2 separate regions of the Homo sapiens genome follow, and region 1 is linked to region 2. Evidence: chromatin loops called from intact Hi-C (ENCODE). Cell type or tissue: dorsolateral prefrontal cortex. All regions are shown on one strand. Links, peaks and the distances in the headings refer to the core of each region. The heading gives the core; the rest is flanking DNA. Region 1 overlaps ARHGAP15 (Rho GTPase activating protein 15). Region 2 holds the start of LOC101928361 (a long non-coding RNA gene).

Region 1 (16,602 bases), core at 4,463-12,462, 100 kb after region 2:
TGAAAAAAGAGAGGAAGAGAGGCTTTCTTATGAAAATCCAAAAGAGGTCAGGTGCGGTAGCTCATGCCTGTAATCCCAGTACTTTGGGAGGCCAAGGCGGGCAGATCACTTGAGCCCAGGAGTCCAAGACCAGCCTGGGCCACATGGCAAAACCCTGTGTCTATTATACAAAAACATAAGAATTAGCCAGGCATGGTGGTGCATGACTGTAATCCAGCTACTTGGGAGGCTGAGATAGGAGAATCACCTGAGCCTGGGGGGATGGAGGCTGCAGTGAGCTGTGATCATGCCACTACATTCCAGCCTGGCTGACAGAGCAAGACCCCGTCTCCGAAAGAAAAAGGAAAGAAAGAGAGAAGAACCAAAAGAGGAAGAATATCTTTGCCTCTATTTACACTTTGAAACCCTTACTTTCTTTTAGACCAAGCTTAACTCCTATTTGGAGTATGCATCTTGAGAAAGCCAAAATAAATACTAGCAAGTAGTTTTTGAAATTTTCTTGTCAATAAAAAGTCAAGAAAAAACAAACATTCCTTAGAGGGGAATATTCAGTATTCCTTCTAGAATTATAAGTGAATGGGAAGTGATGCCAACAGTTCCAACCAAGTTTGTTCCTTTCTTCCTCACAACAGCGAGCATTAGCCTGTGAGAAGCCCTGGTTTCTAATTTCATCTCTGCCCAAAACTACATAGGTGTCCTGGTCAATTCACTTAATTCCTCTGCATCATAGTTTTTACATCCATAAAATTAGAGAAGAGAACAGAATGTTTTCCAAGGTCTACTCCAACTCTAAAAATGTCATGATTCTATATTCTGTGGCTCTGTGATCCTAATTACTTTTGATAAGATCATTTATGTGATTTTGGGGATTGGAAAGAGATTGTCAAGTTTCCCAAACTTCATTGATCCATATGCTAACTTCACTGATTGTATTTTCAGTAGTATCGATGTTAATTATTTTTCCTAAAAGCAAATGACTTTTATACTTAAATATATTTAGCTTTATCCTAAGCAATAATATCTATGAAAGCATACATTTTTTAGTGTTACTTATGGTTTTTTAAATATGCATTAAACTAAATAACCATTAAATTTGTCTCTTATGCCACCAATAACATATATGTATTCTACTTTAAGAAACACTGCTTTGCTGTAGTAAGTAGGAAAGTCTGATCCAATATCTTTGCTAGTTGATTAGAAAAGTCAATCATAAATGCTATCAGAATAGGTCAACCTATATGCACCAGTATCCACAAAGGCTAAAAAAAAAAAATATGCTGCACTCAACCAGAATCTTCAAAAATCCTGGGATTCGGCTCTTAAGTGGGTTTGTGCATTACCTGGAAAACAATTTGCAAAACAGATTTTTAAAGTTCAGAGTAAATTGGAGAAAGGGCTACATTACATTTGAACCTTAATAAATACTTAATAACCCATAAGACAAATAGCCATGAATTACTAGAATGATTTCAAGCACAGTGCTTCTGCAGAGTCAACCTGCTCTTATTTTTGCTCATTATAAAACAGGAGTTATAATATTGCAAAGTTTATTAGCTCTGTTGATTTGTGTGTTTTATAAAACAAGACATTTGAATAATATAGAACCAGAGCCATTAGGAAAATCTATTTCCTTTTTCTTCTCTATCTAGTCTCCTCTGCCCAAGATAGCTTGAAAATGTCTTTCTCGTAGAAACAGAAAAGCATGAAGATTCCTCCAACTCTGTCCTTTTTTATAGATGTTGTTTATTTCTTGAATGAGGGGGTGCGTGTGTGCGTGTGTGTGTGTGTGTGTGTGTGTGTGTGTATGTGTGTGTGTGCAAGCTTAGGTCCTCAGGTGGAACCGTGGTTCCTGTGCTTTCGTCCTCGAAGCTGTTTTTCTGGAAGGGAATGGAGGCAGCTGTGTTTACAGCTCAAGTCTTGGCATACATTTACCAGAATCTATTATTCATATCATTCAGTATCAGGGAGAGATCTCAGGCCACCTGTCTATCTGACAAATTCACCCTTTTGTGAGCTTTCTGTTCATAGCAAATTATGTTCACATTGATGAATTGAGTTTTTATGAGCATTGCTAACTAACATTCTCACAGAAGGCCAGGGGCAAGAGCCTGCAAGTGTTTCTGGTCCATAAGTAAATGATTAAAAAAAAAAAAAAAAAAAAAAAAAAAAAAGGAAAAAAATGGTAGTGTTTAAAGACAATTTGCCATGGAGGAATAGTTAAATCATTTGGCAATGCCTTAATATTTATAATTCCAAGACTTTCCATAAATTATTGCAAATACTCAGCTTATAACAAACAAAAACATGGAAAAAATCCACACAATATTTTTCTCTGTAGCACAGAATATTATTGAAAAATTGTTCTGCATTTTGACAGGTAACCATTGACCAGGGCAAAACATGGGGTAGTTGAAGAATGCCCAGCATTAATAAATCTAGCAATTTTATACAATAATGTGGAAAACTTGCAGCAATTGTAGCTTAAATTCCAGCTTGGTATTTCCATAGATACAAAATGGATTTCCTTTTAATCTCTAGTAACCCTATACTGGTTATGGAGCTAAGCCATGTGGCTTGAGTTAAATAAATGAGAGCAATCTTTCACAAAAGGCTAACAGAAATCCTTCTAAATGGTGGGTGGGGAGATACCCAGTGTTCATGACAGAAATAAAAATTTTCTTTGGTTTACATGTAGAATTGGTTCTTCTCTTGGGCCTCCATGGCCCTTGCATTTACCCTGACTCTTAGTCTGCATTTCATTTAAAACAGCTGAAAAAGAGAAGGTGGTTTCACCAGAGAGACACGTTCTAGTTTTCCTGTACCCACATTTCAAAGCGCTAATTCCAAATCTCCTTAAAATGATAAGCCTGCATAGGTGGCAGAGCCACTAGTCAGTATATATTTACATAAAAAGCAACAAAACAGAAATTTTACAGGGCAGTGAGTAATATTATCAATAAAAATCCATGACTTCTCAGTTCACTCAAGAACTGTGATCCTATCCTCCCAAAAGACAGATTACTACCTTTGATAAGGGACAATCCTATTCTCTGAAATCTTAGTGAAAGTCAGTAGAAAATTCTAAATCTCTTCATAGTAGCCTGCCAAAATGTGTCAGACACATCACCTTTCAGTGCAAAGACACCATAGCACAAAGAACACTTGGCATTATCCCTTGAAAATGCACACCTTTCGAAGGAGCAAATGGGAAGTGTAGTCTGTTAAACACCATATGTGATGGAGCTGCACCAGTCTCATTTCCCCTTCCAAACGCTACAAGCTGCTACCTCATTGTGGTGTGTGTGACTCTAGGGGGAAATCAGTGACAGCTGAGTGTCTACCTGGTCCCAATGTCAGTTGGCTTGTTGACCACTTAAGTATGCAGTTCAATGTGATACTATGCTTTAGTGACCTCTGAGAAATAGAATCCCTGGGCCTTTATGTTAATTTAGTAGCGTATGTGAAACTTTTGCAAACTTTCCAGTAGCTGCCCTTGCCTTCAGATTTGTGGGTAAAATGAGGAGACTGGATTTGCAGTCCTTAAAGTATGGAAAGATGCAGACGGGCAAATTTCTTTGAAAATTTGTCTTGACATTTCCTTCCAGTCCTAAAACTACTATGGATAAATGCTTCTGTTTTATTAAAAATAAATTTGTGGAGAGTCATGGCCATAAAAGTCTTCATCACAGGTTTGATCGGAATTTTCTGTGGTAAGCATAGCGACCATTCATCCAGATTCTCTATAAATAGTTCAGTTTCCATATAGTTCTTCCTTTTATCCAACCGTATGTTCCTATTTTTGTTCAGACAATATGGTCAATGAGGCTTTAAGGCAACAGGACCAATTTACCTGCAAGAATTTTTCACTCTAAGATTACAGAAATTAACACAGGAGATAGAAATCGAGGTGTTTTGTCTCTAAGCAAGCAATTTGAGATAAAGAATGCATTCTTTGGTGCCAGAGGCATGGCAAGCAGCACTCTGCAGCTTGGTGCCCTATTCATAGTGTCAAGCAGCTACAGGACCACCATTTTGCTCCTTGAAACTGCTACAGCATTTTAAGTAATGCTAGAAGGCTAAAAGTTGACTGCAGCTAGTAGAGCATTGTTCTTTTTTTAACCCATGTGATAGGTATCTTCAGCAGTGTCAAACAAATTTGTAGAGCTGGTGATTAGTTGCCCAAAGAGCATAATGTATGCATTATTAATTAAAGAAGGTAAGTTTGGCTAATTGTCATTTCTATACAGTAGCAGTGCACTAAGATACATTTTAACAATCTATAAATAATTGATAATTTTTTTTCTTTCATCTTCCTTCCTAGTTTGCATAAAACTAATGACTTGGTAAATGTTACTCTCTTCAAAATATTCCACCGCTTCTATGAAAATTAAACTAACGCTGTAACCTTAGCAAATAAGGAGATTTTTTTTTTTCCTTTTATTGCAGGTTAAAAAAAGATAGGAATTATAACACTTAAAACAAAAATGTGATTCTGTGGAAAGCCAAATGAGAATCATAAATAATATAAAATCAGCAATGAATGTGACTTTAAGAAATAGAATTGACTTTAAAAATGTGAAAATGCAAAAACATGATTACATATATACATATATACACATATGTATGTGTGTGCATGTGTATACACACACATGCACAGATATATATATATGTACACGCACACACACATTCCAGCAGCCCCAAAGTCTTGCTTGTTCAGCTTTCAAAAGCCTAAAACTACAACCAAAAGCTTTGCTCCAGGATATCTTCCAAGTCTGGTGCTGGTGTTTCAGTACTTACCAATAGCTACATGAATAATCCTTCAATCTCATTAGCAGAGGACACAAAATTTTTCTCAGCTGAAGTATTTGAGTTTACTTCCTATATACTTTGCTAATTTGATCATAGCACCTAGATGGATCCTTATGAGAAGAGATTTACTGCAGCAAACCTACCCACTTCTCCTTTTTCGCAGGAGTTCTCTGTTATTCTTACGAATCCACAATCTGCCAGTCTGGTGTAATAGCACAAGAGCTTGCTTACTCTCTAATTTTCAGTGCAACTGAATACATTCCCGGAGTTATTGATGGCACTGTAATTTTACGTTTATTTTGTTTGGAATACATTGTGGTTAAAAAAAGATTTCTTTAAGAAGACCCACAAACTAAAGTATTGCCTAAGTGACATATTGTTATTTAAGCCTTCGTCGAGTCTTACATATGCTTCATTATGATAAAAAACAGGTTGTAAGGACTGATTCTGTGACCTTTTTTTCTCATTTTAACCCTACTGATATGTCACCCATGGCAACCTTAAACTGATTTTAATAGAGTCGATCCTATTATTCATTTAAATTGAGGTGCAAGAGCACTTAGACCAGGGAAATTTGCATTCAGCAAATGGGGATTTGATGAGCAAAAATGATAAGATATATGTTGTATAACATGGCCTATTTTGCTAGCAAATAAACAGCTCTTGAAATTGATAAACTTCAGAATATTTTATCCTCAAATGTTTATACATAAATGATTAAAATGCATTAGCAATTCTGCTTTTGAAAAAAAAACATATTGGGAAAACAACACAGTTGTGTTGCTTAAATTTGTAATTAACAAATTTATTACTAATTCTGTTCAGTTCTTTAATATGCTGCATTCCTGAAGAAGAACATTAATACACAATGGCAGAAAGAAGCTAATTTTAAGACTTTGGAGAAATGAATGTCTTTTAATGCTGTGTGTTTCTCTTATCTACATGCCACATTATTGTAATAAGTACATTCAGGAATAATTTCTTTTCAAATATTTTTACAAATCTTGCTCTTATTTGCATGCAAGTAAGTTGTCAGCTTAAATCTTTGAAATGCAAAATATATCTCATTTCTATATTTCATCAAGGAGCCTTTCATGTTTAATAAATTACAACTTAGATCCTCCAAGACTTTGTTTTTCATTAACTAAAAGCAAAAGGATACATTTAAAATCTTAATCACAACCTGCAAGGGTATTTGCATGTTGCTGATATTTGTCTTGATGGGACTTTTAATATTTGCAAACTAATCAGGATAGCAAGGTTATACCAATAATTTCTGAAGACAAAAAACTTTCTGCATTATTTTATTATATTGAAGAAGAAAACTTAAAAAAAAATTCCAGTGTCTTAGCCTCAATAATCTGTACACTTTTTTGCACACATTTATCTCCTAAAGATTTTAATTGGACAAATGGCCACATCTCAGAAGCACTATTGAAAAATGTGTACAAGAATGTCACATCTGGGTTCAGTCTAGTCTTTTATTAGTGCTTGATCAGCATGTATTGGACAGAATCGTTAACACAAAACAAGCAAGGTAAATCATCCACTACACACTACCACCCTGATAACCACCTTGTGCCACTGAATAAAAATGTGGATCCAGGAGAAATCAAAGGACATCCTTCACTCATTTGATTTGATTCCAGTTTAGACAGGGGGTTAAGGGTGTTTCTGCTTTTTTGGGGTTTTAGTGGTTCTTTTTAGTTTAACCAAATACCCTAGCTGATCTTGCAGAAAGTCTTCTGGACTCTGAAATAGGATGGATCATCTCATCTCAGCAAAAACAAAAAAAAAAATCTTGACAGCATAATATCCTTATTGGGGGGTCCCATGGGCCACAGCAATACAATGTCACAGAAGAGGCAAACTTCTGCTGAACTTGCTGCCCAGAGACCTTCAGTTAATCTTTCTCTCTAGAATGGAAGATCAAAAAACCCCGAGCAGCTTAAAAAATATGCAGCTAATGTCATGTAGTTAAACTGATGTAGCATGCATGTTGTTTTGCAAGCTAACCGGTTAAATATGGCTTTGCTTTAAGATTCCCATCAAATTTCGTTTTTATAGAGAAATCTCTGAAAGCAGTAGGGGTTGAGGGAAGGTGAGGTAAAAAGAAATAAATCATTGTAGTCTCAGGAACAGTAATCCTTGTTGAGGATTTTGGCTGATTGATATAAATAACATCGTCCCCGCCATCTGTCCGAAGAGAGACCTTTCCAGTCAGTGTTAAGCTGCAACGGCAGAATAATTAATGAATGGTGTCCTTTGTGCTGGTAATAAAGACAAGACAAATTATGTTATAATCCAACTGCTGCTCATTTGTCACAGCCAAATAAAATGTCAAATAAAAGTGAGGGGGGCACTGTGTTTGTTTAATGGACTGCAAGCTACCTGTTTCTGTTGTTGACAGACAACTAGAATGTAAGTTTTGAATGTTGCAGGAAAGCAAACCTCCACACCGAAGTCGCATTTGCTCGGGAGAGGGGGGTGGGCTTGTAGGGTGACCATGGGGGAGGCCTAACACATCAACATTGAAGTAAGTTTTAATTAGAGAGCTATAATACCACCGGCTCCTCTGAGTAAGTTGGTTGTGATTACAGTGCAGAAGCACTGCCTGGAAAGTCCAAGTTCAAAACACAGTCGAGCTATTTGCAAATCTGTAAGAATTTGGTAGGGCTCTCATCTTGCATTTTCAGGATAGACACATTCATCCAGTTGCTAGGAAAGCCAAATAATGAAAACATAGCTGGGATTTAGCAAGTTCCATTGGGAATTACCTATGATAGAGGGCAGGGCTGCACTTCCTCAGAACATGCTCCTGCTGTAAAAATTCACAAACCTGGCATTCATACAGGCATCTGTCGCTTGCTCTAATGCCAGTTCATAGTATACATACAAACATCTGCTTCCGTGCACAAAGGGATACAGAGCGCTTGACAGGTCTGTGTTAGCAGGGTTCGCAATGCCAGTTCTTTATGCAAAAACCCTAATGCTTCCCGTCAAGCCATTAGAAGTGATACAATCAGCCCAGGCCCCATTAAGCCATCAGTGTCCACCTGTGATAAAGATGGCCATTTGTTTTCTTAAAGCCCACTTAATGTCTGCTTAACTCAATTTGTCAGGAAATGTAGAACAATTTCCTCACAGCCTGAAATTTGGTAGTGGTTCAAAGTCAAAAGGCCAGGTCTAGTCCTATTCAAATGATATAATAAACAGTCTTCAAATCGAAATCTCTCTTGAGAAGCTGATGTTTACTTTAAAAAAAAAATTATGTTAGCTGGAAAAGAATAACATTTGTGTCCAGTATTATTATTTTTTATTTCTAAAGTCCTGGAATATGTCTACCAGTGAAAAGGTCCATTGCTTGATTGTATGAGAAAATAATTTTATTCTCTTTACAAATTCAGCCAGAAATTGGATGTAGAAAAATGAAAGAGGGCCTGGCGCGGTAGCTCACGCCTGTAATCCCAGCATTTTGGGAGGCCGAGGCAGGCAGATCACGAGGTCAGGAGTTTGAGACCAGCCTGACCAACATGGTGAAACCCCTCTCTACTAAAAATACAAAAATTAGCTGGGTGGAGGCTATTCAGGAGGCTGAGGTGGAGAATCGCTTGAACCCTGGAGGTGGAGGTTGCAGGGAACCAAGATTGCACCACTGCACTCCACCCTGGGTGACAGAGCGAGACTCTGTCTCAAAAAAAAAAAAAAAAAAAAAAAAAAAAAAAAAGCCCTTGCAAAGCACTACTCTCAATATAGCAATCACTCCCAACCCCTAAGGAATCCCACTGTAATATGCACACATTTACTTTTTAGTCTAATTCTATTTAAAATATTTCCCACCTTGCTTACATTTGTTGGAGATTAGTATTGTCTTTTTATATCCCTTAAAAGTGAAAATTAAATGACTGTTTTTGAACATATTTTATTGTGAAAATGGTATAAATGCCATATAGAGGCTTACTTTGCCCCCATCTCAAATCACTTTTAATCACAGGGCCAATTTCCTGTGCTTAAATGTGTCTGGTCAGAAAGGAATCCGAAGACACTTCTAAGATTAACCAACAGGGGGCTCTCTTAAATATTCCAGATACACTGACGTCCTACTGTTTCAAATTAGTGGTCCATACAAATCTAACACCAATTTTGACTTAAAACTGAGCCAAAAACCTTAATTCTTGTTTGTCCAACAACTTCTGCATTCAAAATATTTAACTTCTGGTTCCTTGTGTTCCCGTGGACTAGAACTGGGAGCTATCAATGTTAATTCTAAAGAATATTTTCTCAGCTCATTTTGCACATAAGGTACACTGAAGAATTGAGTCAACTGTCTGGACTAGTTGATCGACAGATATTAAATGGGCATCTAATACTTGTAGAACAATTGAGGCAAAATTAAAGTTTAGGGATATGAATCAGCTGGGTAACTATCTTATTTCTCTACTTTTCTCTGCAAGTAGAGAAAACTTTAACGGACCTATTTTTCTTAAAGAAAAGAGGGATTGATATGGCTTAAAGGCTCAGGTATGAGAAAAAATGTGTGTTTCAATACAAATATTTTGAAATGAACAGCTGACTATTTTCTTACTTAGAAATGTTACTGTGACTTCTCATCCATGAACTAGTGTTATGTGTATAGGTTTTATTTTCCACTCTTTGGAGGCTCAGTCCAATAAGCAATACAATTCCCTAAGAAAGGATTTGATTGAGGAAGAGCCAGAAATTAGAATATGAAACTAGAATATATTTACATACATGGCACTGCAGGGTCCTTAGTCCTCCTTCAGACTGCAAATATATAGTCTAAAGGCATTTTATATCTTCTGTACTCTCTCTGCAAGTGCCCCTACGCCCAATAACTTCACCCAGGAGAAGATAGTGGCAAACTCAGACTTTGCTTTCTTGATTCTAGAATATATTCACTAAATAAAAGGTTAACTGCAACAGAAATACCTAGAGGAAAGTCTAGCACACAATTTTCCCTGAAGTGATTTGATCTGTGCAAATAGTTTATCTTTCTTTTGGCATAGACCAAACTAAACGTTATCATTTTACCAACACAGAGAATTACTTTTATTATCAAAATAACACAAACTCATTATTGAAAATGTGGAAAATAAATTTTAAAAATGAAAAAAGAATCCATACTCCTATTATTTAAGCATAACTTATCAGTTAATATTTTGGTATATTCCTACCAGTCTTTTTAATTAACTGCTTAGCAAAATTATATGGTATCTAAACAATTGTACAAAATTATTTTTAAATTGCTTCTTTTTACAGATTAAAAAATAATAAATATTTATTGAAGTTAACTTGAAATTTACAGAAAAGTGAAAAGAAAAATTACTCTAACAATAACCATGTTTTGGGGCTATTTCCTTTGACATGTTCATTCTGCATTTGTTTTATCCTAGCCTGCTTAATTTTAAAACATGTGTAACATAGGAAAATTCATATGTAATACCTAATTGCTTGATTTTCTAGTTTTTATCACTTTAATAGCCCTCCACTCAGTTTTTTCAATACCATTATTATAGATACAAAGCAGGTTTACCAAGTATTCCTACGAAGAGAAGTAAACATTATGCCACTCTCTGCAGCTTTGATATTTTTGAAAGGAATAAAAAACTTGTTTAGTATCTCTCCAGAGCAATGTTCCAATGTTGTTTTCTAGCAAACTCCAGAATGAACAGCACCAGTCATTGTTTTAAATAATCATCAAATGCCCCCAGAGCTTTCACCTGAACCATCAAGGGTGGACCACAAGAAAGGCATTTCCTGTCACCAAGAGCTAAGTGGAAGCCAGAGAGAAGTAATCCAAGGAGGCCTTTGGAGTTTTAGATCCAAATTAAGTAAAGAAGATGCTTAGTTTTGTTTACAGTGTCTCTATTCTTGAGTTGTAAATTTTGATTCATCACTTAGTAGAATTACATAAGCCTTCACGTAAACTTTTCAAGAAAGCTGTCCTATTATAAATCTTTGCATACATGAGAATGTCTTTGTTATTTTAACATGCAAAAGACAATTTTGAGTATGCACACAATTTGAGGGCCACAATTTCTTTCCTATAAATTCAAAAGATACTGCCTTGTTTTCTTTTAGGATTTAGTGAGAAAAGTGTTAGGAAAGACTAAATGTTTATTTTTTTAGTCTTCTTTTTCTCTGAATATTTGTAGAATGATGCTCTATCCTTGCCATTTGAAAGTTTTGCCAGAATATATCAAGATAGTATACCACCTCGATAATATTTTCTTAGAACCTCACTGTCATTTTCAATATTGAGGTAGTTTTTTAACTCACAGGAGTTTTCTTAATTTTGTGCTTGACTTGCATATTTTTCAAATGTTCTGGTTTCTTCCTCAAGTATACTTATAAGCTGTAGATAATCTCTTCATTCTTTGACTTCCAACATGTCTTCTTTCTCATCATTTTTTATGTCTCCATATTCTGGGAAAACTTCTCTGGTTTGTCATCCGTATCACAAACCTAATTTTTCTGGAGTAACAATTTGAACTTCAGTGCAAAATTTAATTTTGTTTTGCATTTTTAGTTTTCACACTGTCCTTCCTCAAATCATCTATATAATTGTCATCTTATTCTAGTGATCTTTTCATCTTCCCTGTCCTCTCCTATGGCTTGCTGATCCTTCTCATTCCACTCCCTGTGTCAAATTTTATTAGAGATACTAAGTAGCTTCTTAATTGTCTAGCAGTTACTGTAAGAGTTCTAAGCTTTTTATGAGCATTGTTCTCTGAGTTCTTTCATAGGTCAAACGTTGTTGGAAATTTTGTTATGTTTACTCATCTCAAAATGTAGAAATGTATGCAACATTCTATGCACACTGATTTTTACCCTCTGCTTCAGCTCCAGCCTTAGCATTTTGTCTTGAAGCTATACTCAAATGGCAAATTTATAATCACAGCTCTTACATTAATTCTTATCTAGCATACTTGTTCTCTTAAGGCACTAGTATCCTGACATCGAATTTTCTCCCACCCTAATTCCTTGACTCTGTGGCACTCTAAAAGATAAAGTGCATAAAGCATTAGAATTCCAAGAATTTCTTCCTAAAGAATTTTGCCAGTCTCCACCCTTTCTTCCCTTTATGTTTTACATATGGGACTACACAATTCCTATGGGGATATGTGCCATTATCAGGACTTTCCTTCTGCCTTCTACCTACAATATCCTCAGTTATACTTCATGGAAATTGCTATCTTTAAATGATCCCAGTATGAAGAGAAGTCTTGATGTGTAGCTTAGAAAGGAAGGCGACTGGTGAGAAGGGGCAGAAGGGAAGCATTCACACTACTTCTAAACAGCATTAACTGTGTAGGAAAAAGCTGCCCAGTTTTTTGGTTGGCATAGGCCTGGAGGCTTTGATTCTAAAAATCAGACACTTGAAGAAATATAAGGATGCTTCTATCTGCTTTCAGGAAGGCAGACTCTCTGGTTCAGTACTTCAATAGCTCATGCACCACTGGCACTTTCCAATTAAGACCAACATGTCTTCGAGTAAGTTATTCTTAAATTTTTGTCACTATGTTACTCTCAGTCCCTGTTTAAATTATTATAAGAATTCTATTATGTTTTCTTTGCTTTGAAGCAAATTTAGTGACAAGTTTCAAGAGGTGGTTAGGTGTTGCCAACCAGATGCCATTTAAAACCAAAAGTCATGATTTGCATCAGCTCTTTGCAGAGGGCATCACACTGAAAGTTTGCAATCAAATTCTTCCTTGGGGTGTGACCTCTGCCTATGGCTACTTCTTTACAGTTGCTGTTGCGTCTTTACCTGGAAATGATAACGGGCCCCAGAGGGGAATGTTTATTTTTAGTCCTGCCATTTACAAGGGCCTTTGAGCTTCTAAGAAGATGCTTAGAGTTACAAAATGTAAATCAATCATTTCATTGTAATGATAGATTTCAGAGTATTATTTTTTCCATTTGGGGAAATTTTTTTTCACTATCTAAACCACACCTTGGTTCTTTATAAAAAGAATTTTGGATTTTACATCATAGAAAAAAAAGTTTCTCTTGGCTTGACTTGCTGGTAAGGAGGTGTGCGAATGGTCTCAAGTTATACATTTGCAGAGAAAATACCATCCAGATGCTCAAGTCAGCCTTTTTTTTGGCAGACAGCTAAAAACCATACCAAAACTGAGTCTCAAGTCTTTAACAAAAGAATTCCAAAAGCTCTTACCTTTGGAACGGACATTAATTAAAAGAAGCAGTCATATCCCCCGTGATCAGAGTTTAACTGCTATTAATCAGAGTTCATCACACAATTAACACTTTGAACTGATTAGCAAATGAAATTATAGCAAGAAATGTTGAGGTTAGGACAGCGGACGGACGTACTCTCTTGCCCAACTCACAGTCCCTCATCTTTTAAAAGAAGGGAAAAAAAATGAAGCACTCTGGTCATAACGAATTGTGCAGATTTTGTTTTCAGTGAGGTGTTTGCCATTACATATTGCACATAATGTATGGCACTGTTAGGAGGAAAAAATTGGAGTCAAAGTGGCTGGAAAGTTAGGTCTGCTCTGTAGCACTGTGAGATTGTTGACATCTGCCGAGGTTGGAGCGCTCAGTAAGCAGGAAATGGGGTGTCACTCTGAGTGGTAGTTTACCATTATCCTGGCATCCTAATGAAGTGTCTGCAGTGCACAGAGCTTCTGGATGGCATCTTAACGCACGGCTAAGCAAAAGCACTTCTCTCCCTGTCACTGTCATCCATCTGCCTGCACCCTACTGTAGCCAATGGGATGGAACCATGCTACAATGTGCTATAAGCCATTTAGAGTTGCACATTGCATAATCAGTCCCATCAAATATGTAAAAAATGGCTATTATTGGTTATTCTCCTCAAACTGGCACCTGGAGTTTGATACATGAAAGTTCAACTTTTTCAAGTACTGTTTCTGCTATTAATTCCACTCCCCCCAACACATTATCTAAATGGGAATGAGTTGCATCTTCATTGTCTTAAGGCTTATTAATGGATTGAAAGTGTTGTATGAATATTCATTAATAATTTCACTGTACATCACACTTGGAGAATTCATCAATTTACAATATAATGGAATGGTCATTTTCTTTGTGATAACCATTTTTAAGAAAAGGACAACTCCCATTGCAGATTGGCTGTTTTCATCTTAGTTGGCAGGGAGAGTTTGAGGTCGTTCAATAGGTTTTCTTTTTAAAGACATAGAGCACTTCACCAAGTACATTTGAATTTTAAGCTATTATTGCCAATGCCAGATGATGGAATTTGGTGTTTTAATATTACCTCCGATGAAATTAAAATGCAGTGCAAAAGAGGATATCTGTTGTTAGGTGACAGAAGTAGAGCAGGGTGTGTGTGTAATCCTCCCGAAACTTCTGGATAGGTTTTGCAAGCAAGGCTGCAAAGCAGCTAGACTCTCATGGTAAGAATTGAAGTAGTAAGATGGTCACAAAGTTGAGGAGGAGCTTTCTGTAATAGGCAGGGGCAACAATAATCTGCTAAATTGGGGCAGGGGGGCAGGGAGGGTAGGGTTAGATAAATAAAAGGGCATAACATAATTTGGTTGCATCAGGAATTTTTTCACAGACATTAAAACTATGGTAAACATAACAGCGGGGAAGCTTGCACTGCCGCACAGTGGGAAGCTTAAAGCGTCTGCCTGCACTGTGCCTGGCTCAACTACAGCTAGAAGTCTCCGACTTTCATTAGCACTCAACAATTCACCCAGTTCCCCAGAAAAGGAGGAAACCCAAGGCAGCAAAGCCCCTCGCTAATTATTGTAAATGCTCCCAGGTTACAGTATTTGGGTGACAATAATGGCAAGAGGGTGTGAAACTAGAACCAAAGAGTCATTCTGAAATGAAAAAGAATGAAGGAGTTGTTTGTTGCTTGTTATTTTTATTTGTTTTAAACCAGTGTAGCCCTTCGTTTGATGGGTAAAGCAGTATGTTGGAATATTAGGCCACCATTTTACAATGAAATTTTAGAAGACTGCACCAAATTGTGTGCAACTTCTTTTGAGCAACGGAAGTACAGGTTAATTTCACAAATGACCTCCTCCCCTTGGCCTCCAAATTTATGTGAGTATATTTCACAAGTCTCTGCAACAGAAACTGTTTCCTTTGAAGGAAATTTGTAATAATACAAAAAATTACATGGAACCAAATGTTGCAAGGTAGGCAGACTAACACACATCACTGCAAGATACTGCACCTCAGGTTAAAGTTGATATTTTTTTCCCCTTCAAGAATGGAGTCATTTGAGAAAAATATTGGACTTCTTCAAAGGAAGAGGGGTCTACTTTGGATGCCTGTAAGCATTTAAAGTGATAGTTTTTTTTTAATGGAATGATAGGTGTTTATTCTTGCTAAATCCAGACTCGGGAATCTGGTTTCTTCATTCATATCCCCCCAGCTGCTGTCAGCAATGCAGCACACCAGCGTTCCTTCATGTGCGAATATTTCTCCAGCACTCATTTGCAAGAGAGTCGAAGCAATATTAAACACCACATCTAAACCTCTTTTAAACACACAAAGCAATGGGAAAACACATCAGAACTAGACCATTGAGAAAATCCTCCTTTCAAATTTACTGTTTGCTTCACATGCTAGTATAAAATATCCCACAAAGTCCCGTTTGTGATCCATTTGAAACAATCTTGATTTGCTTAAATTGTCACATTCTTCTTGCACATTTCTTTCTAAATGCAAAAATGGCAAAGAATTCTACTCCCTCTTCATTATAAAAGTACAGAATTTCTGGCTTGTTTATTCCTAATGGAACACTTGAGAAAGAAGAAAATATATAAATATCTTTTTCAGAAGATTAGTTGTCTCAATCTTTTTAAAAGGGAGGATTTGTTCATTTTTTCTCCATGGTAAACAACTTGGGCTTTGCACTGTAATTTTCCATTGTCAAATTAATGCATTTCATTTTACTGACTTGAACTCATGGTTTTAAAACATCAGACCTTTTAATATCTTTATTTCTTCCATACTACGTATTAATGTATGTCATTAGGACGTTGATAGTTAGGGATAGAATCCAAGCATCTTATAAAAGAAATTTGTTGGAGGAATCTTCTACTCCATTATAACTTACTAACAGTCTGAAAGAACTCACTAGCAAAATAAAACTGGTTTACTTCTTATAAGAACATATTTCCAAGCTAAGGATTTCAGGCTTGGAATGAGCTGTTTTGAGTATTTCAAATCAAGCATAAGAAATTTTGTCTGATCTACTGGTAAATATTCTATTGACAAGGTCAAGAACAGAGAAAGTCTGGACACCATGTCAGAAGAGAGAATAATTATTTTTTTTAAGTAGACAGTCTTTCAACTTCAATTTCTAAAGTACTGCGCAGGCTTTATACAGAATGTGCAGGAAAGTTTCTTAACTATAATGAAAGAATGTTCATATTTACATCTGCCATATATGTGGTACTTCAAAAATTAAAGGCGTGAATTTAAAAATGGCTAATATTTTCAAGAAACTATAAAAAGAAAGGGGTGGGGGAGAAGAATACAAGCTGTGGCAAAAATCTAGGCTCAGCAGCTTTCTGGGGGAAATGGTGAAATGTGACTATGTGATTTATAATGAGAAAAGGTATCTACAACATACAATTTTCTACCTAGCTGCAAATAATAATTCATAGTGATGTCCCTTCCAGATAAAAGACCTTTGCTATGTAGGACCCATGTGGTAAAATGATCATGATAAATGTCAGACCAGTGCAGGTAACGGCTTTACAAACCATTAAGATTAGCTGGCAGTTTTTTTTCCGATGA
Region 2 (16,602 bases), core at 5,668-13,667:
AGCACAGTAGGTCATGCTTCCTGCTACTCCTGGGAATATAAGGTAAGAGACGTCATATAATCAGGTAAATAGTGAGGATTTCCAGTCTCTACATAAGGTATTTTCAACAGTAGTGTTGACTCACCTCAAATCACACCACTTAGACAGCTATAAAGCCAGGCTTACCTGGAATTTTCTTTTTCTGACTCATGAAACTCTTGTCTCTGTCATATGTGTATTTTTACTTCTGAATTAATATAGCCATCCTGAATCCTAAATCCACGCGTGATTTCTGAGACCACTACTCTCACTGCTAATCTAGTTATGTAGGAATCCCTCCTAAATAAAAATTTTAAAAGATAAAACATACAACCAAAACACAAAGAGCCATATTGAGAACCATGCAAAGCACTTTAAAAGTGGTAAAAGATACTAGCTAGATAAATTCAAATCTCTAGATTACAAAAATGGAAATTCATAAATTAAAAAAATACCTCTAGATACCTTTATATTTGTTTCTTTATTCCATCTTGTGTGTTTATAGAAGAAACAATATTCAGGTACTTTTCATTTTACTGGGATGAGAAATGGAAATGCTAACTACAGTGCAGCTTCATGACTCAAAAGTCTGTAACTGGTATTAATGAACTTTTAAAATGCTAATTTTAATGCTTACTCCAACAGAAAGATGCCTTAAAGCAAAACTTCACATTTCTTATCTGCTAAAAGCAATGTGTTTTGCATCCCTTACAAAATAAAATGGTTGAAATAAGGTTTTTAAAGGGCTTAAAGTTTCAAGGACTTCTCTTGTTCTTCTAGAGAAAAGAAATTTATAAAATCACATCCATTAATGGTCCCTCTGCTAGAAAACGAAAATACTCCCAAATATGTTCCACTCTAGGAAAATCAAAAATAACATGTAAACTACAAATATGTTAGCCAATTCAGAATATTTATTAACTAAATAATTTAATAATAAAGAAAATGCCGACTTGATTAATTGTTACAGAGTAAAAATTACAATAAAACTGTCTTGATCAGTGCTTTGCAGAAGCGCCATTACTGTCTGTGCAGTTGTTTAACAAGGATTTAATTGGAAAGATAAGTGAATGCACATTTAAAAGTATTGTTAATTTGCTTTATAATCACCCCATCCTTCACAGTATTGACAGCACAAGGCACAAACCCCTTTCTGTTTTACAAGTATTATTTTCCATATGTGCACAATAAATTCTGAAGCAGTAATTGGAAATTTTATGGGATCCAGTATACCTAGTATAGTGGGTTTGGAGGTGCACTCTTCCTTTACAAGAGGTAACCCAGTTCTAGTTGTTGGAAACGAGTGACAAATCTTTGATGTATATATTTCCCCTATCCATGTTTGTTCAGGTTCATATTTGGTCCATTTCTAGAAAAGGTTGCCTCTCTTATATTTTATGTCTAATAAAATCAAGATTGAGAGGAGAAAAAAATATGAATTATTTTTAGTCTGTGACTATTTGTATTACTTTCTTGAAAATGTGCATTATCAGTGGAGGTTCTAACCAAGGATGGTTTCTAGACTGTAGCCAAACGAAATCACCTGTATCTGAAAATAGTGGTACCTGAACCTATTAAAGGAGACAAGAGAAGGGGCAAAGAACATCTATGATTGATCTCTACCTCTGCAGCCACACTGACACTCACTCACACACATCCCTTAGAGTTTGGAATCATCTCGTCAAAAATCTAATCAGTGTGGTTTGCAAAACAACATGAGTGTAATGCCTCAGATTTCTAAGAGGTGGCAACCTTGACTACCCAAGTTTCCAATATACAAAGCCCAAAGACCTTCCTTATTGTAGAAAGAGCCTAAAGCTACTTTGGAAGCAGGTCATTTGCTCATTTCAAATGGGTAGAGAATGTTAGAGTGCCTTGTTTATTGGCTGATTCTCAAGGAGCCACAGTCTTTAGGATTTATTTCAAAAGATAAAAGAGCCTAAAACTTAAAGTATAATAATAATAAAATTAAAAAATAATAATAAAAAAGATGAAAATATGAGCGTCTTCTTGAAAATGGGGAACTGTTCATTAAACCTATTTTGAAGGCAACAGTTGTTCGAATCCTCTCTATTGATAAAGGCTGCCCACTTGGTTATGACGAGCAGGGAGTGTCCCCAAAGTGTCTCATGCCAGTGGCAGTAAAAGCATGAAAAAATATAGGGAACATGCTAAATAGCCTCTTGGCCATGCCCCCATTAGCTAGAATTGGTAGAAATATCTTTAGGTTTGGTTAACTATAGATTTATTTTTTTCCTGTAGACAGCAAACACTTCAACTATAAAAGCTTAGAAATGTCTTCTGAGGAAAATTTTCGTTAGAATCCTTTGCAGTGTAAACCTCTTTGCCCTCTGGATAAAATGTGTTACCTTACGTATTGTCATGGGAACAATTATTTTTATCTTTAGTTTGGCTATGCCTCTAAATCTCTAAACTTCTCACATTTACATTAGTTTTTTATGCTTACAGAGTAAAATAGATACACATATTGAGTTTCACATGTCTAGAGATTTTCCAATACATGCTAATATCCGATCACTAATACCAACTCGCAAATCACATAAATCTATTTCTTCATTCTGACATGTATATATATTTCTCTAGTGAAAATTCTTACCTTGCTGAGTTTCACTCTCCCTATATGTGTAAGTACTTGTGTGTTGTAAAAACTGTGCGCAGACACACATATGTGTACACTTTAAAGATTACTTTTACTACTTTTTCAAATTTCTCCATTGGAGGCATGGATTTTAAAACTGTTTATCTCTGGTGAAAATGTCTTTGGGACCAAGACCTTTATATGCCCCATTTCAACTAGACAGAGCTGAGACTGGTGCAATAATGAAACGTCCAGCTGTCCTTTAATTAACTAAAATGAGGAAAATGTAATGTTTTGATGAGAGAACCAGGATTCTGTGAGGGATAAGGGGAAGACTATATGTTTCTGCGCCTTCCTGCATATGACACAGCCATGGGGTGCAGGAAAGAGAGGAGGCATTTTTATGCCCCAGTAGGGGGAGCTTTCTTTTCCCTACTGTAAGGACAGCATGGTGCATGTGTTTAAATACACCATCCTAAAATGCAGACTTTTCATTTTCATTTTGCAAGTGGGAAATTTCACTATGTGATGGGCACATTACTCTTCTTAGCGACACATTTTGTGCAAACTCATTTGGGAAAGAATAGGAAATTTAAAATACTGCCTTCATATTTCTTCTGGAAATGTTAGCCTGAATCCATTATTTCCAAACCTGATGAGGATTACAGTTCATTTGTATTTCACAGCAACCCATATTGTATTCTGTTTTGTGAAGTAAATAAGAGATGATACCGTTCTAATAGTGCCTGTATTTTGCTTTCCATGTTAATAGTCTTATTCTGGGGGCAAAAGGGAAGGAAAAAGGCAGAGAGTGGAATACTCAATTTAGCCTTCTCTAGATGGAAGGAATGTGTTATTCTGACAAAGAAGTGCCCTGAATTATTTTATAAATAATCTAAACCGGAGGAGGTGGAACACAAACTCACTTAGGTCACTGAGTATATCCATATTCAAATGATATTATAAAAAGCACTGTTCATTAACACCCAAATCTCTATCTCTTATTTAACTACGTTTAAAATACTCATGGACTAACCTGATTTGACAGCAGTGTAGGTGGATGCTTATGTGCCACTGAAGGGAATTCTTTACAAAATAATTTCCCACCAGCATTTCACTGTGCCTGAGATGCCACAATTTGAAAATCAATTCATTGGCTGAGGCAGGAAAGACAAATAATTTCACCTCTTATACTAAATACAGTTGTTTCTTGGTGACTGACCAGATGGTTGTGTTAAGAAGGATACTGAAACATTGTCCTAAATAAGTGGGAAAGAGTTCTGTGATCCATCCATAATGGATCACATTAATAATGTATGGCACAGATATTATTTAAAAAGAAAAAACCAAGTGCCTGAATATGCACACCATGCACTTTATGTTTCCGGTTTAAGATATTGGATTAAGAAAAAATTGACTGTTATACAAATAACATCTGAGTCTTACACTCTATCGACGTAATCATGAACACAAATCTTTTAATCTGGTAGGACATCATATAACCTAGCATACCTTTAATGGAATACAGCAAAGAACAGGAAATATCAGAAGAATCAGAAGAAGGGAGGATTATATGATAAAGAAAAAAGAACTCTGGGAGTTGAGTTAGATTAAAAAGTCACATTTTACTTAACAATTTTACCACCTCTTTTTCACCCACTGACTAAATTTCTTTCTGATATAAAGTATGACTAAACTATTTTGGTTGACTCTAGTTCATAGATTGAGGTTATTTCTATTGGAATGAAAGGAAGTCCAAAGTAATCCTCCATTGAAGAAATGTCCCAGCCCAATTAATGATTTTAGCTGATGACCATATAGACTATCTTTCTGTCTACAAAGCTGTCATCAAACTATAGCTAAAACTAATCCTCCTAATTGCAAATCACTTGAAAATAAAAGCAAATCACTTGAAAGAGAGAACATCTACAATGGAATGTATAAGTAAAGTCTTCCCACTTTACCTTCACTTACTTTGGGCTCAGGTTGGTGAGATTTATTTTCATTAAGACAAATTCTTAGGCCCTGAAAAAATAGATGAAACCTACCATCTGCACCACATTTCAATATTTGACTTAAGTCATCTGTTGACTTTGAACACACTCGTGTACCATTCCTCATACGAGCTAAAATGTAATCCCCTTCACTGGGGACTGTAAAGAAATGTTGACTTTCGATTTCTTTACATATTTGATCTTTCAAGATATGAGAATGCTGCAGCTGGAAAACTCAGCACCATTAGGGAAACAAAGCAGAAAATAAAACATACAAGTGAATCAGTTAGGACTCTTCTGATTTTAAGGGACAAAAACCAAAGGATTTTTTTCCTTTATGTAACTGGAAAAATCAGGAAATGATGCAGCTTCAAGCATAACTAAATTCTGAAGCTTAAACAGAATCGTAAGGCCTAACCTCTCTCGGTCTCTCAGCTCTGCTCTCCTCCCCATTAGCTTCATACTCAGGCTTTGCATGGTTGTAAAATGACCACCAGCAGTTCTGGATCAACATGATCCCTGCTTCTAGTCCCTCAGGAAGCTCCTTTCCCAAAGCACCTGACTATTATTAACCAAAATTGTGTCATTAACTCATCCCTGAATCACTCACTGTGGCTAAGGAAATAGAATGGGCTGATTGGCTTAGAACAAGGTAACAAGCCCCCTACATGGAGGTAGAGGGAGATTCCCATCCAGAATTCAGGAACTGCAGTATAAGGAGGGGGATACTCCCCAGAGGAAACCTGGTGCACTATGTTCAGAAATAAGATGCTCTCTACAACGAGTAAGTGAATTTTTACAGTTAAGACAAAAAATGCCAGACTGTACAGATAGAAGAGATGTCAAATGTCACTCAGGCAATTCTCTTACTTGCAAGCAGTCTTTGAACGTGCTTAAAACTCTTTAGATAAATTAATTTTGCAGAGTTTTGGGAACTTTTTAAAAATATTCAGTAATTGCTTTGGGAGCTGATGTACATAAACCTCACAGCAATTGATTGGTTCAGGAAAGGGGTAATCATGTCCAAGTTACGTTGGTTTGCTAGCTCAGGTATAAGTGTGGACCCTCATATGTCCTGAGTATTTCATTTATACATAATCTTTGAAATGTTTTAGGAGCAAAAACCACATGCTTTCAAGGTCTTTTAGGCAACCAACATTGAAAAGAAAAAAAACTATCATTAAAGCTAAGCACATGTTGTCATTCAAGTACCAAGATATTTAATAGAAAATTACAACATGGAGTATGAAAGATGAGAGATTTAACTTTCAACAGGCAAAGGTAAATATTGAGAGGGCCAGAATAATGATGTGGAATTATGTAGATGAAAATCTTGCCAAGACCTGATAGCAAATACAATCCAGCAAAGGGCCAGGGAGAGTAATGTTGAAATCTTTGATGACTCTAGGCCATCTAGAAAGCGCCAATGGCGCTCTATACATTTTTAAAAAAGGTGGGGGGGTAGTTTTTTGGTTGATAATTTTGGTCATTTTTAGTGGTATCCCTGTGCAGAAGAAGATGCTTTTATTCAATAAGAGAAAACTGTTTACTGTTTTTGTTGTATCAGGGACACATGACAAAGCATTCAAATATGCAAATAATTGCAAACTGATGTATCCAGCAGTTTAAAAATTGAATAAATAATTTAGTTTTTACGCATGGGCAACTCTTGCTAAAAAAACTACAAATCAGAACTCTTCTGTTTGAATCTATTTTATTTTGTTAATAGATGAGCTAATATGATAGGCATTTAATTGTATAATATATTATTAGCCATTTTCTTTGGCATACCATTAACTTTAAATAGTATTAATATTTAACATTTCATAATATACACTACAAAGTTCTTATTTTTTCCAGCTGAACAGAAAATGTACATTGATAGTAAATCTCTTTAAAGTGGGTTTTAAGATGCTAAGTATGCAAAACCTGTTCCATTTATACTGTTTGATCAGAAATACTCAAAATGCCACAGCATAATAAGGCAAATGCTGTAAGATGACAATGATGCCAAAACTGTATTATGATTGTGTATTCAAATACAATGTATCGCATAATTAAGCATAATTATATAATTTGAATATTTAAGAGAGCATTTAAAATGTGATAGGAAGCATCTAAGTACATCGACTTCTCAGGATGGTTAAATCAGAGAGTGTAAAGTTGCGATTAGTATTTGTTACTGAATGGAAAACTAATTCAAACACAAGTTTGCAAGGAGAACACTTGTAGCTGGCTCAAAATCATAGGCCCTAACTTTGTCTCATTACATTTGAATCTGTTTAAATTTGAGTACCATGTTTTTCTGTCCTTGCAAAACGTCATTTAGTTAGTTGAGGTGGGGCTCAGAGTTTCTAGGATAGTTGTAGGATGCCTAGGATAAATGATGCTCTTTGTTCCATGGATATCAATTGTGCCCTTCATTCAGACCAGCATTCTCAGATAGGTGTGCCCACGACCGTGAGGGGAGCTCGTCCAAAAAGAATAAAGGGAGCAACTCAAATGCATCCCTGTTTCCAGGAAGACTGCCCAGAGGCTATGCCCCACTTAGTATAAATCAGCCAGATCTTTTTGTCGAGGGAAGAATAGTGCTGATCATGCAACTTCCTAAGTAGAAGATGAAGCTTGATTTCTTATTAATAAATATTTGGGGGGTATAATTTTAAGTGGGCAAGAATTAAGATTCTGAACTTTTCCAGCACTCCCTGCACAGAGCTTTTTTTCTCCATTACCAGCACTGAAACATTTGTTTTATTTTTTTATTTTTATTTTTATTTATTTATTTAAGTTTTAGGGTACATGTGCACATTGTGCAGGTTAAAAGAACTTTTCTTCAGCTCTCAGTGTTCTTTCTTAATAAAACAAATGTTTCTTCAAAACATTTGTTTTATTAAGAAAGAACACTGAGAGCTGAAGAAAAGTTCTTTTTATTTCTAATTCTCCCTAAATTTTCAATGATGTGAACATAAGCCCAACAGACCAGGCTTATGGCATACTCTAAAATTGCAGTAGAAACTCGAACAATTTTTTCTACTTCATTTTATGTAATGGTGACTTAATTAGGGGCTAAAGACAGGTGAAAGAAGTTGTCCCAACAACGAGTATTTAATATGTCAATTTTTTCAGAGATTTGTGCCATTGCAAGTAAATAGGAAATGAAAAGACAAAATTTAACTAAAGATTTCCTGTATCTGTTAGTACCAAAGCCAGATAAATTTCTCCAGAGGTCAACATATTCTCCAGAAGCTGACCACATCCAATTATTTCCAGCCCACGCCCAACACGAATCTTATGCTCCTGCAGACAAATATAATTATTACAGGCAGAGAATGGTATGTTTATTTCCACCTCGATGACTTGCCGGTGACAACAGATTCTGTATTCTGGATCTCTTCTTTTCCCGAAATTCTCTTGCTTAGCCCATTTTTCAAAACTCCACTGAGGTTCCAAGTTCCTGTGATGAATTCAGCTCATTTTCTTACTCATCCTTCTTTTAGATGTATTTTTAAATTTTAATATGCGTTTTATCACAATTATTTTAATACCTTAAAATATTTAATATTTTAATACTTTAAAATATCCTAGTTTTTTGTTTTCTGTATCATTACAAATATATTGGTACATAATTCTAATTAATATATGTAATTTTCCCTTTATACTAATTCATGCACTTGTGCCTTGTCTTCCCAACCAAAACCATCTAGATCCTCATGGATAGGATCATATTTGACTTTTATATTTTTACCCTCAAGCTGTGCAAGAAAGTGCCTATAAATAATGGATGTTTAATAATGATGGTCTTAATGATAACTAATATATACTGAGCACTTCCTATGGGCTAGGTACTGTATGTGCTAAGTTTTGAACAGTAGTATCTTGTGATCATCACAATAATCCCACTTAGCAGGTTCTATTTTCATTCTCATTTTAAGCTAAAGGAACTGAGGTAGAATGTGATCAGTAACTTGACTGCAGGCACAGAATTGGTAACCAGCTTCACACAGGTATGCTTGAACACCGTCCATGTTTTCAGGCATACTCGATGGACTAATTAGCTCCACAAAAAGCCAGAAGATGCAAGTGCCAAGTGACATTTGTCTCAATATGCCATAAAGGTTAGAGAAGCTGCATTTTTTTTATAGTTTCACTTTACAGAGAACTGGGCTCATTGTGGCAAACAAGCAACTTGCTGTGCCAGCTGGTACATGGCTATGTGTCATTGCCCACACTGCAGTCACATCTTGGAGTGCCCTTCCACCCCACAGCCCCATAGCCCCACAGCCCCACACCCACCTACAAATCTCTTATTCATCCTTCAAAATCAAGCTAATATGTTATCACCTCTCTGAAACTGTCCTTAAATTTCCCAGGGAGAGGCAACCTCTCCTTCTCTCCTCTGGTTTTCCTTCATTTTATCCATGCATTTGCCATAGCATTTAGTACTGTATAATCATTTACCTTCTCACTTCGAGAGCTTGAATTCCCTAATAGCAAGTAGGGAGGGCTTGTTACCTTTACCTCTACTGCCTGGCAAAGGGATTAGTACAACAATGTAAATAAATAGGTCTTAAATGAGTTACAGGAAAAAAATGTAGGTTATACTTGGAATTAGCTGTCTCAACTCCGGAAATGGCACATTCTGTCGCTATTCTCCGGCATCTCCCCCAACTTCACATTCCCAGAATCTTTGGAAGAGCAAAAACTCTCATCTTCAAAGACAATTGCTTAAAATTTTCCAAGGATTGGAGCTTCTCTTTCACAATCATTTCATTGGTGGGGAGGGTAAAGGGAGGAAGGAAGAGGTCAGTTTCTTTTCCTGAATGACATTATCTCTAAAGACTCTGGAAAGTGATAAGTGCCATTTAGCACTCTTTTATTTCAAGTGTCTATGATGTGAAGAGTGTTTGCTTCTGCAGGCTGAGCAGCCCCATTGGAGTCTAATATTAGACGTGATATAAGATGTGCACATCTTTCACATTATGAGGCTTTATGTTTCAAACCCCCATACCTTGCCTCTGTGTATTTGACAGCTGCTGTCCTGCAAGGCAATGGCCAGTAAGAGGCATGATTGCACTAAATTGGAAGCATGAGGCAAAAGGGTGTGTTTTTATTAGGGGGGCAGGGAAGAAATTTGAGGGTAGTAGGTTAGAAGAAATCATCCACAGATGCTGATCTCTGTCGGTTAGTGGATGTGATTTCTGAATTGTGGTAATTCCTGTTTCTGTGACAGTTCATCAAAAATCGAGGGCACTACTTTTGAAAATTACCCATGGTTTCATTTCCAAACTAGATGCAGACTCTGTGCTTTTGATTATTAGAATTATTCAACTCACTCTGTGGGGCAATGAGGAGGGGCATTGATAAATCCTACCCCAACTGATACTCTGTAAGAGATTCGTTACAGAAGCATGAGGTGGCAGAGCAAACTCCATCACTTTTTAACAAGTGTTATCTAAACACACAGTGGCAACCGATGAGTGAGCCAAAGTGACAATTTGGAAATTCATTTCTCTCCTTCAGAAAGTCTGTGTGGGTTGGGAACAGTAGAACTAAAAGATGTGGAGACAAACTTTTTTCTACTTTTATTAAGCATTTCTAGATGAATTGTGAAAGGCAACTCAGCAGATGTCTACTGGCATCTCTCTTTCCCCAAAGACTTCTTTTAAAGTCATATAAAACACTTCTCATACCAGCTTGCCAATGGGTGAGGAGGAGACAATACTTCAAAAACTTTTCATGGTTAACACCAGATTGATAGTTCCTTTAGCAAAGCTAAATCTTGAAAGCTGTTTTTCTTTCATTCTACCAAGAACTGGCTCAGGTTGAGTCCCAGCTTTTCTTCAGGGATATGGGAACACTCAGATGGGAACTGTGTAGATGGAAGAAGTGTGGAAAGGGAGAGATGAGTGTACATTGGCTACGTCTAGTGCAGGGAAATCATTTCTCCACTGGTCTCACGTACAGCTGGCCACCCTCCTGATCTTGCTAAAGGGGCATATAAGTGCCATTGTTAAGAGATGGGGCTTAAAATGTAAGAGGAGTTTCAAGAGAAGTGAGCTGCAGATCCACATAGGAACATGTCAGGAATTATTTAAGTGGCCGGTAATATGAGTATCATGCTACCAACACTGAACAGTTTATCACATAAATATAATTGTCTTCTTTGAGAAGAATAATAAAAGCTGACTCCATATGTTACATATTATTTAAAATTGTTCCTGCAAGATGTATTAGTCCCAGAGAAGAAGCAATTCTTCTACCAGAGGACAACAGCAGTTTTATTGTATAACATTGTCATTTGTTTAATTTGTTTGTTCCCAGTAGTAGTTTTACAGATTTTTACGAACTGTTACTTTTATAGAAAGTTGAGTTACTCATGATGGATATTGCTGGCATTCGTAAAGACAAAAATGGGGGGGGTGGAAGAGGTCAGAAAGGTAGATGGTGTGGATTTCCCTAATGAAATTTGCTTAAGCCAATGCTTCTGAATTCTTAGAGAAACCAAAAATTACTGTAGGGAGTTAGGTTCTGTTTGGGACATTTCTAAGATTTTTGTGTGAGTTTATTTAAACATGATCAAGTTAAACTCAGTCTGGAAGACCTCTTGTGAACTGACAAACAACTACTTTTATTCAGAAATAATTGTGAGTAAATGGGAGTTCTCCGAGGTTTTATGTTTTTGTATTTGAACCAATTACCAAAGAATACTAATTTTATAGTTCAATGTCTACTACCAATTTTTAGGCATTTTATTGGTTAAGAAAACCAGTTTCCTCTGTCATTTCTCACAATTTCAACTAAACTTTACTTTTTAGCTAAATTAAGTGAAACTTTTCTAGGTAAATTTGGAAATTTTGGAATTTTAAAATGGAAACATTTTAGTTTGCATTCTCCTTTGACTGATAGATTTAATATATACCGAATGAGAAAATGCCACCCAAGAGTAACCATTCATGTTTTTTGAACTGTTAAAATGCATTCTATTGCAGTTTCACAACACTGAAAGCAAGTGTCTAAAATTACCGAAATAAAGCTGTCCCAACAGGGTAGATGAAAAACTGGCCAGATAATCAGCAGTAAAGACCAATCTTCTTTGATATCAAGGTATCTAGACATTCACAATTTGTTCATTTGTAGCATTCTGGCAGACTTAAAACTCTAGACGAGAATAGCCATGCTATTGCAATATAATCTGGATAATTAGAGCATTTAGAAATCCGACAATAGGCCATGTGCGGTGGCTCATGCCTGTAATATCAGCACTTTGGGAGGCCAAGGTGGGTGGATCACTTGAGGTTAGGAGTTCGAGACCAGCCTGGCCAACATGGTGAAACCCTATCTCTACTAAAAATACAAAAATTAGCTGGGCGTGGTGGCAGGCACCTGTAATCCCAGCTACTAGGGAGGCTGAGACAAGAATTGCTTGAACCCCCAGGAGGCGGAGGTTGCAGTGATCCAAGATCATGCCACTGCACTCAAGTCTGGGCAACAGAACAAGACTCTGTCAAAAAACAACAACAACAACAACAACAATATAGAAATATAATACATATCTACAAAAGCCAATTGAAGTCAAACTGGAATTCTGCAAAGCAATCTTTATGAATGTGAGTAAGTTAGGTCATATTAGGTTGGTGCAAAAATAATTGCAGTTTGGCCATTATGTTTGCACCAACATAATACATCTTTTATTCTCAGTGCAAGATTTTTGATCTACATTTCTGAATAGCTTGGAAAATAAAGTATGGTCACATCAGAACCAGTGGCAGGTAAAATTTCTAATTATAAATTGGCTCAAATGATTTATATTTGACTTTGGAATGTCTTGCTAATATCTTCGTACATGTATTTTACTTTTTGCTGTTAAAACATTTTCTAAACATACTGATAAAGACTAGAGAGATGGATCAGAAACATACTGGGTGTTAAAAAATCATCCCGAGGTTTAAAATGTTCTTTCTAAATTTAGATAAACGCAAGATAAATCCCACAGGAAGTTCACAATTCCATAGATGTCTAAAACTAAAAGAATGCAGAGATTTTCTCAGCTCCATGCCGTTTCTTGTAATTGTATGTTGACTGAGTAGAGAGTTATAAAAACACCCCAGCCTGATTTTATGCAACTATATTGCTGTTTGTCAAAAGAATACTTAAAAACTTGTCAAAAGAATATTTACAAACTATATTTAAGAATATTTAAATAACTGCTATAAAATTTAAATAATACAAAAATATACAAAGAAAAATTACATCATCTAGTCATTTCATAAATAAACACATACATAAATATACACATAAATAAATATCTTAATATTTAGTGAACAACACCATTCTAGATGGCCCTATGTGTTGGTGTAGAGAGATTGATAGAGATGAATAGTCAGATAAAAATATGATTCTGCCACAGTGGTTATTCCTTAGCAAAAATGTTTTATGTTTAGTTCTACTTGAATTTTAAGAAGAAAAAGAAATTAAATGAACTTGAAAAATGACTGAACTTCAAATAAATGTTTATTTGACCCAAGAAATATTAGCTTCTGAAAGAAGTGTTTTTAATAAAAAGTGTTTTTATTTTAGACCAAATCTTTCTCATTGATGAGGAAATTAGTACAATTATTCTTCCTTCCAGATAGTCTTCCAAGTTATTTAGGATTTTATTATTGAAAATGTTATATTATTTACATTTATAAGTATATCCCCAATATTGTTTGGTCTTATTCTATGCTGCACAGGAAATATGTTCACCCCTTTGTTATTTTACCAAGTTTTCTCTGTAAGGGAAAGTGCCTTGCTGTAATTTTGTGTTTATTAGATTTAAGCATTCAGTTACTTTTCCAGAAAGAATCATGGTTAGGCTACTCTCTAGTTTCTGAATGTTTCACAGTGTCTGCAAATGGTCTTATACTGGAAGAGCATGTCACGGTATAAAATAATATATCTATATTTAAATTTCTCTAAATTTTGCACACTTTTTCATGTAGCACTCAGTGTTGCTGTGAAGTTCTCTGAGGTCATTCCTCCCACCACCACCCCCTTGGTTAGTATGATTTACCTGTGCTGCCTGGAACACCATATGGCTATATTTTTAATTCCTAAATTTTAATAGCTACACTAGGATTTGTTAGATTAATTGTTCTATGTCAAATTTTCCTGGGACTAAGTGTGTCACTTTAGTAAGGAAATTTAAGTCCTTCTGTATTTTCAAAACTTTTCTTCTATTACATCTTTAATTTTTTTTTCTGTGGCATTTGCTCTATTCTCTTCTTCAAGAGAACTAGTCCTATTTTTCTTGTGTACTGTAATCACTTTTATCAATATACTAAAACTATTCATAGACATATTTTATGTCTTTAATCTTTTTCTTTTCATTTTATATAATTTCTTCTAGTTTGTATACCATTCTGTGTTTTCAGTCATGCATATTTTATTTTGCTTCTACTTTGACATTTATAGGGATTTGTTAATTCCACTAATTTCCTGAGCTCTACCCACTGCTTTTCATCTTTTTGAATACTTATAGTTCTTTTTAAATACTCTTTCCATTGCATAATATGTAAATATTTTTTTTTTAACTATAGGTTAACTATTTGTCTGAATTCCACTGGTTTCTTGAATAATTCATCTTCTGATGTATAGCCCTTCTTCCTTTTTACTTGGGTCTAATTGATGATTTCATGCTGTTTCTGTAATTAGCTACTTTTTCTTGAAAAAGGCCATTTACTCAATTACTCTAATTCTTGATTAGGGCAATTTTACTCAATCTCAATCTCTCAATCTCTCAATCTCTCTCTCTCTCTTTCTCTCCTCCTCCATCCCTCTCCCTTTCCTCCCTCCAACACAGCTCTGTGTGTCAGAATCTAGAAATTTCTGTTTCCTCTTCCTCCTTCATGCAACTTCCTCTTTGGCACTGTTCCTATGTGATGATCCTGAGGAATGGACAATAAAATGATTTTGCCTTCAGTACCACCTCCCTTGACTTTCTGCAGCATGAAATTTCTAGGTCATTTCCTTACTCATAGGATACAGCCATTCCCATGTCCTGATACTCTAATCAGATTGTCAGATATTACTCTTGAAACTGTAACCCTTTAAAGGAAACCTCTTTCATCTGCCATTTTTGAAGTTTGTGTTGACTCTCAGATTCTTCCCTCATCTTGGTGCAGACTTCGATTTCTATTTTTACAGTATTTCACAGTACATATGACTGTGTATGGTTTGATGCTATGGCTATTTTTGTTTTACTAAAGATTGAAGGGTTGTATTGTTAGTGTGGTGGCTCTCTACTTTTCAGGGTTTGTTGTTTTGGGAATGTTTTGAAAGAAATTAGTTCTGATGCTTTTCACTAGAAATAATCTATGACCTGAGCTCTTGTGGACTCCTAAAGTTTGTGCCACTGTGTTTCGGTCTTACTTCAAACATTACTTTTAAAAAAAAGCCTCTTTCTATTGAATTATTTCAAACAAATCAAATATATTATGTTTCCTGAATACCCCTTGCTTTAGTTGGCTTTTCCCTTCCCATAATGAAGGATGAGGACCTTCCTTTCCTTTGTCTTCTGTCTTTCACAGTCGTTTCTGGAATACCAGCCCTTCTATCAGAACTGGATGGAGACCTGTGGACACCCCTAGTAAGCTGCAGATTTTTCACAGTGGTCATTTGACCTCCAGAGCAAGCCAATAATTTGTCACTTCATTAAACTGGTATTTATATTTATTAAGTTTTTTGAGATACAATCCCTAGTATTGAGTGATAGAAGAGCAGAAAAGAAGTCTACTGTTGTTAGCACCTCAACTAACTGAACCCATTAAATCAAAAGCCTTTCTCTTAACTGGACTCACCTTCCTTAGAAGACGATTTAACAATGTTTTCTTTCTGCTCAAGGATAATCATTTAGAATTTTAGCCCTCTTCCTTCTTTCCAAACAGCTTATCAAAGAAGGCTATGTAATTGTCCCCCTAACAGAAGTTCTAATAATATAAATTCCTCCCACTCATTAGATTTCAGTTATGTTTTACAATCCCTTTTGGACAGGAGCTCTGGGAAGCCAATGGCACCTGCTGTCTACCCCTCCATCTAACTTTCTTCCCTTTACTACATTCTGGAGAAGCCATCTCAGTTGCTCTAAGTACTTATGTATTTGCCTTTTCCTAATATTGGAGAAAATTTAAGCTTTCTATTTTTTTAATGGCATACTCCACTGCATCCCAATTTGCTTTTGTGAGTAGAAGAGACAGGTGTAAATTTTTCTTTTAATTTTTACTTTAAGTTCCAGGAGACATGTGCAGAACGTGAGGTTTGCTGCATAGGTATACATGTGCCATGGTGGTTTGCTGCATTTAATGACCTGTCCTCTAAGTTCCCTCCCCTTGCTCCCCACCCCTAACAAGCCCTGGTGGGTGTCGTTCCCTTCCCTGTGTCCATGTGTTCTCATTTCAACTCCCACTTACGAGTAAGAACATGCAGTGTTTGGTTTTCTCTTCCTGTGTTAGTTTGCTGAGGATGATGGCTTCCGGCTTCATCCATGTCCCTGCAAAGAACGTGATCTCATTCCTTTTTGCGGCTGCATAGTATCCCATGGAAATTTTTAGCTAGTTAAATTGACTTGTATACACTCTGGGCATGCCCACCAGGAATTCTCCCACAAATAAACATCCCCTGTACTGTGTTAAGCAATAAATGATTCTGGAACCTGTTCTTTTCTGCCCAGTTTAAACCCTCTGCTTTTTGGATTGGGCAAGTTTTCTATACTCTTTAATAAATTTGTTTTCATATTTGTTGTCAACCAGCTGACAGTTTCTCTGCCCTTTTTATAACCTACTTCCTGATTCAAGACATTGGGTCAAGACTTTTAAAAGGCCTTGACTTCCCTTTTGCTGATTCCTCTTCATTATTTCACCTATTAAACTAGGCATGAAAAAAACTCACCATTGGGCCCTCTTGCCTACCCACTACTCCCTCAGAAAACTTGCAGAGTTCAAGCATCACTTGCAA

What was found. Peaks named below come from ENCODE experiments on the same cell type or tissue, not always from the same donor. Only the 100,000 strongest peaks of a DNase experiment are listed, where the experiment ranks them.
Region 1: it touches region 2 in a loop (2.1-fold over the local background); 4 of 110 quality-filtered maps call a loop at or near these places.

Annotation. Positions count from the first base shown.
Region 1 is chr2:143,677,881-143,694,482 of GRCh38, forward strand. All of the region lies in intron 12 of ARHGAP15 (Rho GTPase activating protein 15), which reads left to right. The region is part of intron 4 of ARHGAP15-AS1 (ARHGAP15 antisense RNA 1); the gene reads right to left. Among named protein-coding and RNA genes, the nearest start is that of ARHGAP15-AS1, 90 kb to the right of the region's middle. In dorsolateral prefrontal cortex, for the core only: a CTCF peak has its summit at 8,893 (motif pointing right); no DNase peak of the experiment used is centred there; H3K4me3 peaks cover 947 bases.
Region 2 is chr2:143,572,507-143,589,108 of GRCh38, forward strand. All of the region lies in intron 11 of ARHGAP15 (Rho GTPase activating protein 15), which reads left to right. LOC101928361 (a long non-coding RNA gene) reads left to right here and starts at 12,089. Exons shown (of 2, transcript XR_007087253.1): 1 at 12,089-16,602. In dorsolateral prefrontal cortex, for the core only: CTCF peaks have their summits at 9,686 and 9,901; no DNase peak of the experiment used is centred there; H3K4me3 peaks cover 1,315 bases.